Linked DNA regions of Homo sapiens: region 2 is linked to region 1. The links are chromatin contacts, found by Hi-C in ENCODE. All regions are on one chromosome and are shown on one strand. The core of a region is the stretch at or near the end of the contact, and the rest is flanking DNA. Distances in the headings are between cores, read along the strand shown. Region 1 holds the start of EHBP1 (EH domain binding protein 1). Region 2 holds the start of ETAA1 (ETAA1 activator of ATR kinase).

Region 1 (7,811 bases), core at 3,275-5,774:
CCAACTTGCCAACTTTCATACAGTTTACTTAAACACCTGTAAAGCCTTTGAGAACTCATATAGTAAAGATTTCTCTCAGAAATCTAAAAGCCTACAGATGATAAAAGAACAGAACAGAAAGTAAACTGAGAAATGACAGTACAGTCTCTTTCAAACTCATCTCCAGAGGCCAGTCTTACTACTTGCCAACAGCTACATCATTTAATAATTAAATGACATAAGGACAACAAGAAGAGTAGGGGGTATAAACCCCTATCATCTCCAAATTTGCTAAAGCCCCTTCATGTGGCAATCAAGGAATGATGATGAATAGGCCCTCCCTGGTATACTGTCCCTCTCTCAAATGAAAAAAAGACATTCTCGTTTTTGTTCCTGATCTAAGTTCTAGTGGTTCTAGAACTGGTATAAATAATTCTGGTATTAAGTTCTAGATGTAAGTTCTAGAACCACTAGACAATACAAGAAGTATTGGGGGTACTAAGTATTAAGTACCCCCAATACTTCTAGGAGAACATCCAAATCCTTCTGGTATTAAGTCCAGATCCTATCATAAGACCTGATTTAATAGGGACACCATAATGGCCATCCCTAAAAGTAATCAAGCCATTTATTCAACTGCAATCAAGCTAAATTTTCGCTGTAGCTTTTACCTTTAGACACATTAGCAATAACTTAAATTGTTATTTAAAAATTAATAACTTAAAAGCTCTAGGGAAATAAAATTCCAGGAAGGCTGCAAACTGTGAGGAAGAAACTGATTTTCTAACTGAGGAATCACCTGATAATGTTCTATTTCCCTTAAGAAAAAGATTAAAATTTAACCATCTTAACGTTGATGCTCCCAGTATACTGCCAAGTTAAGAAACACCTATAATCACGACCTTCTCCAGCTTGGTCAAATACATCCAAATTTCCAACACAAAAGCTTGGATGTCAATCTAGCCCTTTTCTTCTCCCTCATCCCCATCTTGCTCAGATCCCCAACTGAAATGACCACCAAATCCTACCCATTTTGTGTTCTGAGTGTTCCTCCAGTTAATTCTCTCCATTCCCTTTGCCACTGCCTAGTCCTAACCTTTTGTCTCCCCTTATTTATTAAAACAGCTACCCTAATATTGCTGCTTCCAGTCACCTTTTTACTATGATCCTCAGTCTACACTGTTGTCCTGGTGATTTTCCAATAGCAAACCTAATGTCTCTTCTGCTCATAATCTTTTACTATGTTCCTATCACCTACAGAATAATCCCCAAATCATTTATTAACAGCACATAACTTAACATGCTTTCAGTCCTGCCTGACTCTCAAACCTCATATCTCACTGCATGCCCCCCAATCCTACACTTTAAACCCCATTAATATCAAACTATACTACTTGAATTTCCAGCACATCCCATGCTAGGTAAGCCTCCCATGTTTCTGCATAGGTTGTTGCTTCAGTCTAGAATGTCTTTTACGTCTTCTCCCTTGGCTTCCTGGACAACAACTATGAATCTTTCAAAACCCAGCTCAGATCCCAGGAAGCCATCCCAACAACTCATCCTCTACCCTTAAAGAATTGTTTTTCCCTCTGCGACCTCTGTACATAATAATGGCATCTATTAGGCACTATGTCCCTGACACTGTTCCAAGCATTTTAAATGTATTAACTCATTTAATCTTCACAATTACCCTCCCCATGAAGTGGCACCATTATGACCTTTATGGATATGGAAACTTGAATCACGGAGAAGTTAAATAACCCGTCCTCAAAGATACTCAACTGTATCGAGACAGATTAAAATCCTTATGTCATACATATTTATATTATTGCATCTCTCACGGTGAATTTATTCATGTGACTCTCCTTATACTGGACTGCACACTCCTTGAGGACAGGGATTATGTTGTATTCTACTCTAAATCCACAGTACCTGGTATAAAGTAGGTAATGAGTGCATGCATTTCTCAAACTGATTTTAAAATAATATTCCTAATAAGTTGAAGAGAAAAGCATTCAGAAACTAGTTCCAAATAAATATTCAAATATAAGAGTTCTAGAATAAAGCAAGCTATTTTTTTAATCTAATAAAATGGATGTTAAAAAGAAAAATTATTACAGACCTGAATTACAGTCCTTCTGGACAAAGAAATGGACTTATTTTGCAATAAGTCCATTACTGCTTAATCACTGCAGTAAATCAAGACCCAAACGACCATTTGCTTAAAATTAACTTTTTTCTCTCACTAAATAAAAAATTTTTGTTGTTTATCATTCAGGGCAATGGAAAGAAAGCCCTATATTTACTCTTCTCAAGTGGAAAAAAGCCAATCACAGACCAGCACTACTAATTGCTTCCTTAAATCTGGCCAAGAAATGTATCCCATTAGGCAATTAAAATAAAATACAGTTGCCTGAGTAAGCATTTAACAAAAGAATTTCTAAGGTTTTGTGGATGGCATTCCATTAATCAAATAATGAAAAATTCTTTATCCTAAGCAAGGAAAAATGAAAAAACAAAAATAAAATAGATTACCATCACCCCACAAGAATATAGACTTCTATATTAAAACTCTATTAAATCATATGCCTGTTATATTAAAATATACGGATTAATGCTCACAATATTTCAGTAGCCATTCTTTGTCTCCTTAAAATTACAAAAATCAAAGTTATTTTAACACTAATGATGAATAACCTCAAAACCAAATCTATTGTATTTAGTGTGCTCTCACAGTTACAGTCCTCTGAGCCATACTGAAGCGCAGTAATTAAAATCCACAGGGATGGTACTAGCAGCAACAGTGCACAGCACAGTACTTGTTAGAGTTATCTGCGCCCCACCCAGCTTCTACACACTAGTGCACTATAGAAAGGTAAATATACTATCAGAAGACCCAGAGTTTAGGCCACAGTATGCTTAGGCCACAGCACAGCAAAATCTACCTCCAGGTACATCTTACCATTTCTTCGTACACTCAACCATGAGCTCCTGGTAGGAGGCCACAAACTGGAACTTGGATGCATGTTTTCCCACACGCTGCAGTCTCTTCCAAACTGAAGCCATGATGATCAGTCAAGACACTGGAGCAGTTCTGGGTTAGCAATACAGCAGCTTTAATAATGCAGAGGGTCCAAAGCAAAGGAACTTTGCATGTATGTCTTTTAAAAACTCAACTACAACTCGAAATGATGCTTGGGGTCCATAAGTCTTCTCCCTGTTTCACAGGGTAAATCCCATCTTAGATGAATGGCCCAGTCAAGAACACTATGATATACGTGACAGGATGAGTGGGAAGGGGTTCCCTCATGGAGACATCACCATGCCACCTCAGGGGCTATATGATGGGTATTCTGGAGGGCTGAAAAGCAAAACAAAGACAAAAAGAGAAAGAATATGAGGAGAGAATCATGAGAAATGACTAACCACCCATGTTAAATAACGCTGCAAAAGACCATCCCAGTTCTCTGCATGTCTTTTAAACAATGAAACAAAACACTGACCTCAAAAGCCAGTAACATCAAGGATGCAAGACACCAAGGAAGAAATTACAATTCACACCGAAGACGTGGAGCGACACATCAGGTAGTCAGCACCAACAACAATCCAGAGAGACGGTAACTCGGGGCCCTACCTCCCCCTGTTAGCATCACTGAAGGGCGAGCAGAGCGGGAAAGTCTAGGGATGCTGTTTAATGTCCACCGCCAGAAAGAGGGAGAAGTGGAGTATTTTTTAATAAACTTTGTTTTTCAGTCGATAATTAATAGCCTCAAGTCCGACAATATGTGCTTGGAACAAATTAGGGAGCCAGGAGGAATGCTATTTTTCAGTCGGAGGGAGGAAATGGATGGGGAACGAGGAGTGGAGGGAAATCTCCAGGCAGAGAGAGGGCAATGTCCCGGCTCCAGGCCACTTGGGCTCCTTCGCTGCCAACCGGAGGGAAATGGAAACTCCTGCCTGGGGGTGAAGCAATGACCAGCGGGGCAAGTGGACTGTGCAGGGTGCGGTGCCTCCCTCCCCCATCCTCAGGGAAACAGTCCGCCGGAGCCCAGTCTCCTCACGCACGGAGCCCAGACCCCTGCCCCCCAGCGGAGACAGGCGGTGGCTCGTCCGCGGTCCCTGTCACCCAGGCGATACCAGAAGACCCCAGCCCGGACCCCGAGCCCCGGCCCCGCCGCTCGTCCACTCCCGCCCCCTCCTCACACCTCTAATCCCGCTGTCGGGCTGAGTCTGGCCCCGTTCCCTTCTCATAGCCGCTCCTCCGTCGCCGCCGCAGCAGCAGCCGCCGCCGCCACCGAGTCCTCCATCCCCGCCGGAGCCACATGGAACAGCCAAGCCAGCCACGGCGCTCGCGGTAGCCGGGATCTGCAGCCCCTCAGGCGGACGGCGCCCCTCACGCCCACCCCCTCCCTGACAGATCGCCCCGCGACCGTCCCCCACCCTACCAAGCCCTGCCAGAGCCACCGCTCAGCGCCCAGCACCCCCTCCCCCGCCTTTCTCCTCCGCCACCATCATCATTACCTCCCCCGCCGCACCTCTCACACTAACCCTACCCACGGCAGCTCAACCTCCACCGCCCCGCCGCCATTGGCCAGGCCCCGCGCGTGCCCCGCCCACCTCGGCGGCCGGGTCTTACAGCGGCTGGGGCACCTCATTGGTAGAACTGCCTGCCCATCACAGGGGCTCCGCCTTGCCCTTGCTCGGGAGGTGGTTTTTCCCCGAAGCCGGAATGCGACGCACAGGCTACCTTTTTTTTAAAAAAAAAAAGAAGGAACCGACTAAGGACGATCCCGCCCGTTCTTCTGATTGGCTTGGAGAGGGAAGCGATAGGCGGGAGGAATAGGGAGTGTTTATAGTGAACTGCAAGGTGATTGCAGAAGGTGGCTGTCCGTCAAAGGCGCCGCTGGTGCGGGGCTGGGTTTCTGGCCCCTAAGGGTGATTGCAGACCTAGAGATTGGCTTCGCTGCAGCTGTGGGCAGTGCAGCTGCCTGTGGGTTTCTCTCCTGTTCTCATCTCCGCCAGGACCTGGGCGCGCCCTCTCCTCCGCCACTGGCAACTAGGGTTTTTGCGCATAGCCTTTATTTCACCAGTTCCTCCTGGGATCTTACCTGACAACCTGAAGTAATGACCCTGTCAGGCACCCCCCGACACCCCGGCCGCTCCCCGCCCAACATAGAGTCAACTGGTCTTCAGTGGGATTGAATCAGCTGAGCTAGACACAAAATGTGTACAGTACAATTTCTTATTGTTCGGAGTCTTCAACATTTCTTTGAATCTTGGTTTCCTCTTCGCTGTCGGACTCTTTTGCCCCTAGTGAGAACTGTAGATGGATTTGGGAACAGCTAGCATATAAAAAGGGTGGTCAAAGGCAAAAAGGAGGAGGCAGAGTGAGGGCAGGGACACTCAATCTTGTTAAAAGAGCCAAGGGCCCTTTTGAGAATATGAAAGCTACAGATACTTTCTCAAGGGGGAAAAAGTGTTCTGTCTCAAAACACAAAAAATTGTTTTCAGTTTTAGGTGGTTCACAGACCCCTGGTGTGGAGAAAGAGGACAAAGAATGAAACTTCAGGGGAATCCTAGCATCTAAGGAATAAACAGAGTAAAATGGGAAAGAGACCGAGAAGGAATAATCAGAGAAGTAGGCGCATCAGCAAGCTATGGGCAGACAGTTTGGAAAAAAAAGAGAGGCAAGCTAACATAAAAAGAAAGCAAGCGGGATGGGTTCTGGAAACAAGGATCATTCAATCTTACGAAGGTTGGAAAGCAGGGTGCATGGACAAAGTAGCTTGAAAGGTGTTAGGGTCTAGGGAGGATTCTTTCAGGGACAGGAAGAGAGAGCAGTGATGGGTGAGAATTGAGTCCATCTGTAGACATTGGGGGCCAAGACAAAGTGGAGAGACATGTTGAAGAATCAAGAGAGATGGGGAGACAGATATAAGGCTTGAATCCAGTATCTAATTCAATTTCCACTTTCAATAAAGAAAATGATCTAATAATACAAGAGCACAGTGTGCATTTTACAGAAAACAGCATAGTTATCGCTTATTTTGCTAGTCAATTCTAAAATGTTAAGATAATCGTAATAATCATATTGATTCTTATTTTCTATTAAGAGTTCTCTGATGTCCTTCCTGAGTGGTTTACGAAGTCACTACAACCTACAGCCATTATGATCTCATATAATAATATATTCTGCATCTTTAGTAGGCTTTAAGTGTGTGGAGTTTTTTAATGGCTTATTTGTAGAAATGGTCATAAATTATTTTCATCCAAGTTACCCTTCAGAAACAATCCACATGATGATCAGAAGGTTTTTGCACCCTATTTATTACTGTTCTCTGGAAGTTCTCAAACTTTCTTATGTGGTCATTCTGGTTTCTTTTAACATGCTTCCCTTACTCCAAAGGGAGAGGGGGAAGAGAGAAAAAATAGAGAGACTGACTTTATTGTAAAGAAATTCCCTTAAAAGTAATAAGTTTTAAATGGTGTCTTAAAAAAAAATAAAGGAGTAGGATCCCTAGGGAATCTTCCTCAAGTTGTGGAAAATTTCAAGAGACTGATAGTTTCTTATGACAGCTCTTCTTTTTAGGGGAAATATTTGTCTTGGATGTAAACTCTTATTTTTCCTTCTAGACACCAAGGTAGCTAAGAAGAGATCAAAGTTAGAATCGTTTACTAAATGAGTGAAGGAATTAAGAACAGCTCTTGACCCTGTTCTGCCACTGACCTCATGTTCATAGGCTGTCTCCTGGAGGCCCTACAGAGCAGCTACTTCTTCCCCCTATAACATTTTAAAAAACAACCTGTATACTAACTAAATTTATTGAAGAATATTAAATATAGAATATGTTCAGCTCTTTTGGCCTGCTTTGCTGATAGTTATTGAATACCGAGTATTAATCTTTTTTTTTTCTTGAGACGGGGTTTCTCTCTGTCACTCAGGCTGGAGTGCAGCCTCACCCTCCCAGGCTCAAGCAGTCCTCCCACCTCAACCTCCCGAGTAGCTGGGACTACAGTCGCATGCTACCACGACTGGCTAATTTTTTTTTTTTTAAGGAGCAAGTCTATTAACTGATAGGCTAATTTTTCATACTTTTTGTAGAGACAGGGTTTCACCACGTTGCCCAGGCTGAACTCCTGAGGTCAAGTGATCTGCCTGCCTCAGCCTTCCAAAGTGCTGGGATTGCAGGCATGAGCCACTGCTTCCAGCCTGATCATATTAAATATTACCAATAGTACATAAAAGTTACAGTCCCTGTTCTTAAAGACTTTCAGGAACATGTTCGGTGTGTACACAAGAAAGTAACACGAGTTACTTAACCTCTCTGAGTCCCAGCTTCTTAAAGCATGATCCTGTAAAACATAATCATGCCTACCTTTCTGGGATGTTGAGAAAATGGAAGATATGTACATAAAGTATCTGGCACATAGTAAACAGTCAAATGGTAACTAGTAGCATATGCTATTGTGTTTGGTAGCAAACATAAACAAGACAGAAAAGAACAAAACAGACCTTCAAGAATACTTGGGCAATACTTAGTGCCAAACATCGCTACCTCAAGGACTAAAGAGTCTTAAAGAGTACATTCAATATTATTTATCTCCCATTAATTCAATTGGTACCAAGACTGGAACAGCAATAATTTAGGTGGACTCAGGATTTTATAATAATTACTAAGAATGCACTTATCCTCAATCCTCATGACAACTCCTTATGTCATATATTAGCTGAGAACTTTTGGCATGCTAGAAGTTACCCTTTTCTTAAGGTCCCATTTCCCCTACCAACCAACAGGTACCTCCTACTCACCCTCCCACTTCCAGGATTGCCC
Region 2 (7,811 bases), core at 3,257-5,756, 4.7 Mb before region 1:
TGCCTTTAGCTTTGCAAATACTCAAGAAAATCAGTAATTTCACTTTCAGACTCAATATATTTTCCCTTTTATTTCAACAATCTTGAATTTAAAGACAATCATAGTCTTAATTATGAACTCTGCCATTTACAAAAGTAATTTTAAATTCATTCAATTTTCAGAGAACTAAATTATGACTTTATGTACCCAACTTTACATATACATGGGTCCTATGTATGTTTGTATACTATTTATACATGTTATTACATATTTCTTCATGAATAATTACATAATTTATTGATTTTCAACCATAATCCAGGTGCTGTATAAGGTATCTAAATGCATTACTTCATTTCATTATAAAAAGTATACTGTGCAAAGCTGTATAAATGAAGATACATACCATCTTCAAATAAACAACATTGTATAAAAGTATCCCTGCAAAAAGTGAACTGACTGTCCAACCAAAATAAAAGCGCATATTTAAAAAAATGCTATCTCTGAAAATGTTAAAACTAAATGATTTGAGAATGACTCACCTAAAAATAAACAATATAAGTATTTGTCATTCTGAGAACATGACAAGCTTTCAAACAGACCTTGAAACTGCTAAAGATTTATATGCTTTAAAAGTACTCAGTTTAAGAGGGTAACATTTTAAAGCTACTAATTTCACTATATTTTTTTCTTTTATACAAGTTACCACTTGCGTACTGTTGTCATTTCTTTATATGAGCTATTATTTCTAGCCCACTTAGGTAAAGAGTCCAATAATTTATTCACAACTATCTTTTTATCACTATTTAGACTGGCCCACCCAAACACATTTTATTATGCTTCTTTCATGTGAAACCCACAATTAATGAAGATCTATTGTTAACTTATAGAGTAAGTACTATTATGGCATAAATGCTATTTAACTAATTAACTGTAAGTAAAATGAATTTCTATGACATGCTAAAAATGGAATGTAGAGCTAGTAGCAACAGAGTTGTTTTGACTGTGCTAGGTGTAATTTTGGATATTTTATAGCTGCTAAGAAAAACTTCATTTTCTGTCTCTTCCACCTGGGTGACAGTAATTCTTCAAACCATGTTTTGGGCCAGTGCCATCTATTGTTTATGGTCAACATATAGTAACTATTCAAGCGCAGGTTAAGGAAAAATGGCATACTTCCTTCAGAGAAGACACTAAGCAAAAATGTTCTCTGGATTTAAATGTTAAATAAGAAAAAGAGAACAAAAAGTAAAGAAGTTCAGAACAGTTTCACGTATTGAGCCTTTGCTTCTTAGTAATTATAATATTAGAGTTACTGGATTGCTTTGTGTCAAATGATTGACTTGAACATATTTCTATTTCACTCAAACAATAAAAGAACAGAAATGAAAAAAAGAAACGAAACACTCAAAAAAAAATTTTTTTTAAGAGACAGGGTCTTAAACTCCTGGCCTCAAGCAATCTTCCTGCCTCAGCCTTCCTCCCAAAATGCTGAGATTACAGGAATGAGTCACCATGCCTGTCCAAGAAAAGAAAAAAAAGCTTTGGAGATGGTTCTATTACAGTAACAACCTTAACGTAACCTTACAATTATAGCACTCTATAGTTTACAAAGAATTTTTATCTAGTTTAATTCTCATAATGATCCAATGAAGACAGCAAGAGCAACACAATAATTCTAGTTCATGGCTGAATGAACTGAAGTGGTGGGAGTTTAAATAACTTGCACTGGGTCACACAGCATAGGAGGTTGAATGAGGACTAAATTTGAATTCAGTGCTCTCCACTTTTGTAAGTGTTTCTTGATAATCTTATAAGGAAATGAGTATTAATAGTTTCAATGGGGAAATGTTACAGACAGGAAGTACCAATCACAAAACAATCATAGAAGTATAAACTTTTTTCACTGCCTTATTCTATTATTTTAGCAACTTGAAAAATGATGTCGTATGTTGTTAAGCACAACATTACAGATAAACACAATGCCCTAGTCAAAAATTACTCTAAAAAATTAAAACAAGATATATACTTAAGAAAATATCTTGTATTTTATATTATATTCCTTTTTTCAAAATATGTATTTCAAAAGTAGAAAAGGCAAAACAGTAATCTTTGCTGCCTTATTTTTGGAAAAAAGAATTATAATAGACAATACTTTTCATTTAAAGAAACTACAAAAACTTAGTGGCACATTCTTCACTGTTTTAAAACAAACTGTAAAACTAGTGATATTTACCTGAGGAGCAATACGATTAACAATATGTGAAATCTCATCACTATCTGTGGTGTAAATCTGTTTTTTTCTTCCTTTACCTAAAGAAACAAAGACATTTCTATAAATTTTAAACAAAAAACCCTCCATTTTAAAAAACAGCTGTCACTTCTTAGAAAGTAATTTTATTTAGTGCAGCTTAGAGGATTATGTGTTTACATCACATACTTATACAGATAAAATCATATAACATTCTCAGAGGTTCCCGATGCTATTATCTGACTAGAATTCTAGTTAAATCTGAATCATTTATCAAATATTTACTCACATAAAAAATGTTAATAATTAATTACCTAACTGCTTTGTCAATGGAGAATTCTGATCCCAAAAGATATCATTCTGTCCATCTGGATCATTAGGAGAACTGAAGGAAGATGACAGTGAGTCCATTTTCAGCGCTCTCTTTGGTGTTTCATACCTTTCTATATAAAATATGAGTAAAATAACAATTGTTGCATTTTAAAGCATTACCTTACTTCGTAAGACCCCAAGGTCAAATAGCTGAGACTAACTTTTATAGTCCAAGATAATTTTTTTTCCCAGAGATAATTACCTGAACCGTAACAGAAATGCTTGTTTCACATAAAAATCCACGCGGCACTTCGCAAACTTCACATTGTAAATAGCAAACACTTCTAGATAATCCAGAAGCTTTATGAATGCATAATACAATACTGTATAACCTAAGTCATTCTATTTATTACCATTGAGTCTTGGAGGCTTTGGGGAACCATCTGTAATTTATAGGTACATTCAAAAATCCAAAGTAACCCAACAGAAACCTAAATATGTTTAGCCCCCTTTCACCAACTCTATCTAATCTACATTAATTGCCATTCTTCAAAAACCATTAGTGATCCAATGCTTGGGAATTTTTGTCTAGAATCACTTTCAAATTTTTATAAAGATTTTTGTTCATTCCCAAATTGCTTTATAGGAGTATTATTAAAGACATGTAAGGTGGCCGGGCGCGGTGGCTGTAATCCCAGCACTTTGGGAGGCCGAGGCGGGTGGATCACGAGGTCAGGAAATCGAGACCATCCTGGCTAACACGGTGAAACCCCTGTCTCTACCAAAAATACAAAAAATTAGCCGGGCGAGGTGGCACACGCCTGTAGTCCCAGCTACTTGGGAGGCTGAGGCAGGAGAATCGCTTGAACCCGGGAGGCGGAGGTTGCAGTGAGCCGAGATTGTGCTACTGCACTGCAGCCTGGGCGACAGGGCGAGATTCTTTCCCAAAAGAAAAAAGACACGTAAGGTATAAAAAAAAAAAAAAAAAAAAAAGCACTATTTCAAGAACATGCTCCAGAATAAAGGCTTTTGTATGAGTTTCAGTTCCAACTAAGATTTACTAGAAGTCTTTTAAAAAGTAACACCTAAAACTAATCGAGACGAAAGAGATCCTTAGTATCTTATTTGGAGGGATGTTACACACAGGAACTTCCGGTTTATTCACAATGAGGTGAGACATCTACCAGGCTTTGAGACAAACTTTAACTTTTCCTATGAACTCTTCTCTAAAGCAGGTCACAGGGAAAAAAAGGGTTTAAAGAGAAATAACTTCTCCGGGCAAAAACTGAGGTTAGCGGGCCTATCAGCTGTTTCTTCTCACTCCACCACTGCTGCTGACTGGAGGAGCAGCCTGGAAAGCAGCCGCCCTCCCGCAAACAGGTAAACCACATTACCTATTCCTGTGGCGGAGGCAAATGGATGGTCAAACCTAACGGGGTAGTGCTGAAGTTCGGGGACAAAAGCCCATCGGGGAGTGGTATAGGATTATTTTTGGACTCTCGAGGGGTGAATCCCAGAGACAGAATACACGCTCCAGACTCCACCCCCACCCCAGATTTCCCTGTTGCAAGCTGGGATGTGGGGATGCGGCGCCGAAGCCAAGGCAGGCCGCGCTGCCGACGTCTCACCCTCGGGGTTACTTTTACTGCACAGGGCGGCGGTCGGAGGCTGCTCTCGCTGCCGCACTGGCCCGGGAGGCCCCTCTCTAGCCCCGCAGGGCCACGAACCGCGGGCCGATCTCAGCCGCCTCCTCCCTGGCTCGACCACCGAGCCGCATTCCTCCGCCGCCACTGTTTTGTGCGGCGTTTTCTTCGGGCTAGGGCTGTCATCATGTTTCCTTCGCCGACTCATTGCCTATGGCCCGCCTCCACCAGCCGCTTCTTCTTTCACATTTTGCAAAGGGATGAGTAGGGCAACAGCACTACAAACCGCACCCCGCACCAACGGCAGCCGCCATTTTGGTCGGTGGGGCGCGCGCAAGAGGCGGCCGCTGATTGGCTGGGTCCGGGAGAGGGGCGGAACTGTTAAGGTGCCGAGGGCGCGCGCACTTCCGCAGCCGGGACAGGAGCCTGCTCTGGAGGAGTGTCTAGGCTCAAAATCCTCCAGACTGGTGGGGGTTGTTCGGGTAGTAGTCAGGTCCGCGTAAACTGAGAGTGGGAGCTTGTGAGTTGGAAAGATTGAATACACTAGCAACTTTTTATTGAATTTACAACGAAAATTGCACGTTAGTCAAATTCAGATTATTGAGAGTCTTCGAATTTCTCAAGAAGAGGAAATACAGTTAATTTTTCATAGATGCTATGTGCATAGAAAAATCCAAAAGAAAGTAGAAAAAATTACTAAATTAATTTAAGAGTTGCTGGATACAAAGTCAATATTCAAAGATCAATGTGTTTCAATAGATTAGCAACAGATATAAAATTGAAGTTTTAAAGAGATACTATTTATAATAGTGCATGAGATAGCAAGTAACTAGGAATAAGTTAAAGATTGTCCTTCCTACAAAGAGAACTATAAAACATTTTTGAGGCCGGGCGCCATGGCTCAAGCCTGTAATCTCAGCACTTTGGGAGGCCGAGGCAGGCGGATCACGAGGTCAGGAGTTCAAGACCAGCCTGACCAGCATGGTGAAACCCCGTCTCTACTAAAAATACAAAAAATTAGCCGGGCATGGTGGTGCGTGCCTGTAGTCCCGGCTACTGGGGAGGCCAAGGCAGGAGAATTGCTTGAACCTGGGAGGCGGAGGTTGCAATGAGCCGAGATTGCGCCACTGCACTTGCAGTGAGCAGAGATCGCGCATCTGCATTCCAGCCTGGGCGACAGAGGGGGACTTCGTGTAAAATAAGTAAATACATACATACATACATACATACAAAAATTAGCCAGGCGTGGTGGCGGGTGCCTGTAATCCCAGCTACTTGGGAGCTGAGGCAGAGAATTGCTTGAACCTGGGAGGTGGAGGTTGCAGTGAGCCGAGATTGCGCCACTGCACTCCAGCCTGGGCAACAGAGCAAGACTCCGTCTCAAAAAAAAAAAAAATTTTTTTTTTGAAAGAAAACGAAGACCTAAATAAATGGTTACACTATGTTCATGGGTTGTGAGACTCAATATTGTTACAATGTCAGCTATTTCCAAACTGACCTATAGATTCAACATAAATACATATGAAGGCCCAGTGTGTGACTGTGTGTGTGTAACATGGTAAGTTTTTTCTAAAATTTATATGAAAATGCAAGGGACCAAAAATATCAATAAACTCTTGAAGATCTCTCGAAGAATAATGAGGGTTGATATCTACCAGGTATCAAGACTTATATGGTAATTAAGACAGTGTTATGATGGTGTCAGGATAGACAAAGATGAAAGAAACAGGATAGCACAGAAACAGACTTCCATATAAATGAACACGATTTAAGACAAAGGTGACCCTTCTGAGCAATGGTAAAAGGACTTTTGAAATTAAATAGTGCTTGGTCTATTTGATGTTCATGTAGAAAAAGAAAGAAACATGACCTTTACCTCAAACTTTATCCCCAAATCAGGTGCATATATATTCATTATAAATTTAATTGTAGAAGATAAAATAACATTTTAGAAGGTATAAATTGTCTTCATGACAGAACGCATTTGAAATAAAACAAAGGTCACCAGGCATAATTATAAATGTGACTACACAAAATTGATAATTTGAGAACTTCTGTCCATTCAAAAACAACATTAAAGAGAAGGAAGGGCAAGGCACAAATTGGGAGAAAATATTTATAAGACATATTTAAGGGCCTATATATAGGTTATATGAAGAACTGATACAAATCACTAAGGAAATGATTGACTGTCAAAACCAAAAGTGGATGAGACCCTTGAGCAGGATCTTCACAAGAGAAAATATTATCAACAAACTTATGGAAAAATCAGATTCATTTTTAATCAGGAAAATGCAAATGAAAACCATATCAGAATGGCTAAAGTTAAAAAGACTGACAATATAGGTATTGAGGCAGTAAACCAATGGAAGCTGTCACGTACTGCTGGTGAGAGTATAATTTGGCACAACCACTTTGGAAACCAGTTTTTGATCTAGCAATCCCACTCTGAGGAATATTCTCTGTTTAAATGCATGGACTTGTTCATCAAGATACAGTTTATAAAAATGCTTTGGTGGGATGCAGTGGCTTATGCCTGTAATCCTAGCACTTTGAGAAGCCGAGGCAGGTGGACTGCTTGAGCCCAGGAGTTTGAGACCAGCCTGGGCAACATGGCGAAAACCCATCTCTACAAAAAATACAAAAAATTAGCTGGGCATTTTGGCGCATGGCTGTAGTCCCAGCTACTAGGAAGGAGAATCACTTGAGCCCAGAAGTTGACTTGCTGTGAGTCATGATTGTGCCACTGCATTCCAGCCTGGGCAACAGAAAAAAAAAAGAAAAAACAAAGAAGAAGAAAAATGCTTTTAGCAGTAAAATTCAATTCAAAATTACTTCATACTGTAAGTGGACCAAATGCTTTCCAACAGTAGAATGATAAATATATTGAACTATATTCACACAACAAAATAGCAATGAAAATGAAAACTACAACTCTGTGCGACAACATGGATAAATCTGACAAACATAAAGTTGAGCAAAAAAAAGCTAGACCTCCCAACCCTCCTCCATAATGTTAAATAAATCCCATATAAATTCCATCAGGCAAAGTTCTACTATATTGTATAGGGATGTAAGCTTTAGTGTTAAAATGATAAAGAAAAATCTAGGAATGATTACCATAAAGGTCAGGATAATAGTTACCTTCGGGAGGGGGAAGGGACAGTGATTAGAAGTGGACAGAGGGAGGAGAGAATTTCATGTATTTATTGGCTTTGTTTATTTTCATGTTCTAGTTGTTAATTACAAAAGTATTTGCTTTGTGGTAATCTACTGAGCTGTACATTTTGTTCATTTTCTACACACATGTTATATTTATCAATTAAAATGTTTAAAATGTTAATGTAAGGCAAAGATCTTAGTTCCTACTGAGGAGCTGATATATTTCTTCTATCTTGTAAACTATTCTGTTTTTACTCTTTAATTTTGCTGACAGAAATCCTAGAACTAAATTTGAGATTCAGGGCTAGCAGTTATATAAACCATATAAACCGTTGTGAATAGATAATTCCATTATTTTTCCTCAGTGTTTGACCTTCTACTAATACTTTTTCTTTCCATGATTGTTTTTTACCTACATGTATTTAAACCATTGTTTAGTTTTATTTATTTATAACCGGATAAGACTG

Evidence for each region. Hi-C counts contacts between places; a loop is a spot of excess contacts on that map. Pooled maps may share reads with other maps.
Region 2: a loop to region 1 is called in a map of B cell, with 15 times the contacts of the local background. The contact joins the promoter of ETAA1 here to the promoter of EHBP1 in region 1. A Hi-C loop is called at or near these places in 3 of 168 maps with a recorded cell type or tissue (B cell, CD8-positive, alpha-beta T cell and naive thymus-derived CD4-positive, alpha-beta T cell) and 9 of 50 pooled maps.

Annotation. Positions count from the first base shown.
Region 1 is chr2:62,702,426-62,710,236 of GRCh38, reverse strand. It overlaps EHBP1 (EH domain binding protein 1), which reads right to left and starts at 4,524. Exons shown (of 23, transcript NM_001142616.3): 1 at 4,185-4,524; 2 at 2,942-3,340. The coding sequence starts at 3,045. RefSeq lists silencers at 4,188-4,267, 4,388-4,647 and an enhancer at 4,678-4,817.
Region 2 is chr2:67,394,028-67,401,838 of GRCh38, reverse strand. It overlaps ETAA1 (ETAA1 activator of ATR kinase), which reads right to left and starts at 4,506. Exons shown (of 6, transcript NM_019002.4): 1 at 4,168-4,506; 2 at 2,542-2,670; 3 at 2,213-2,289. The coding sequence starts at 4,390.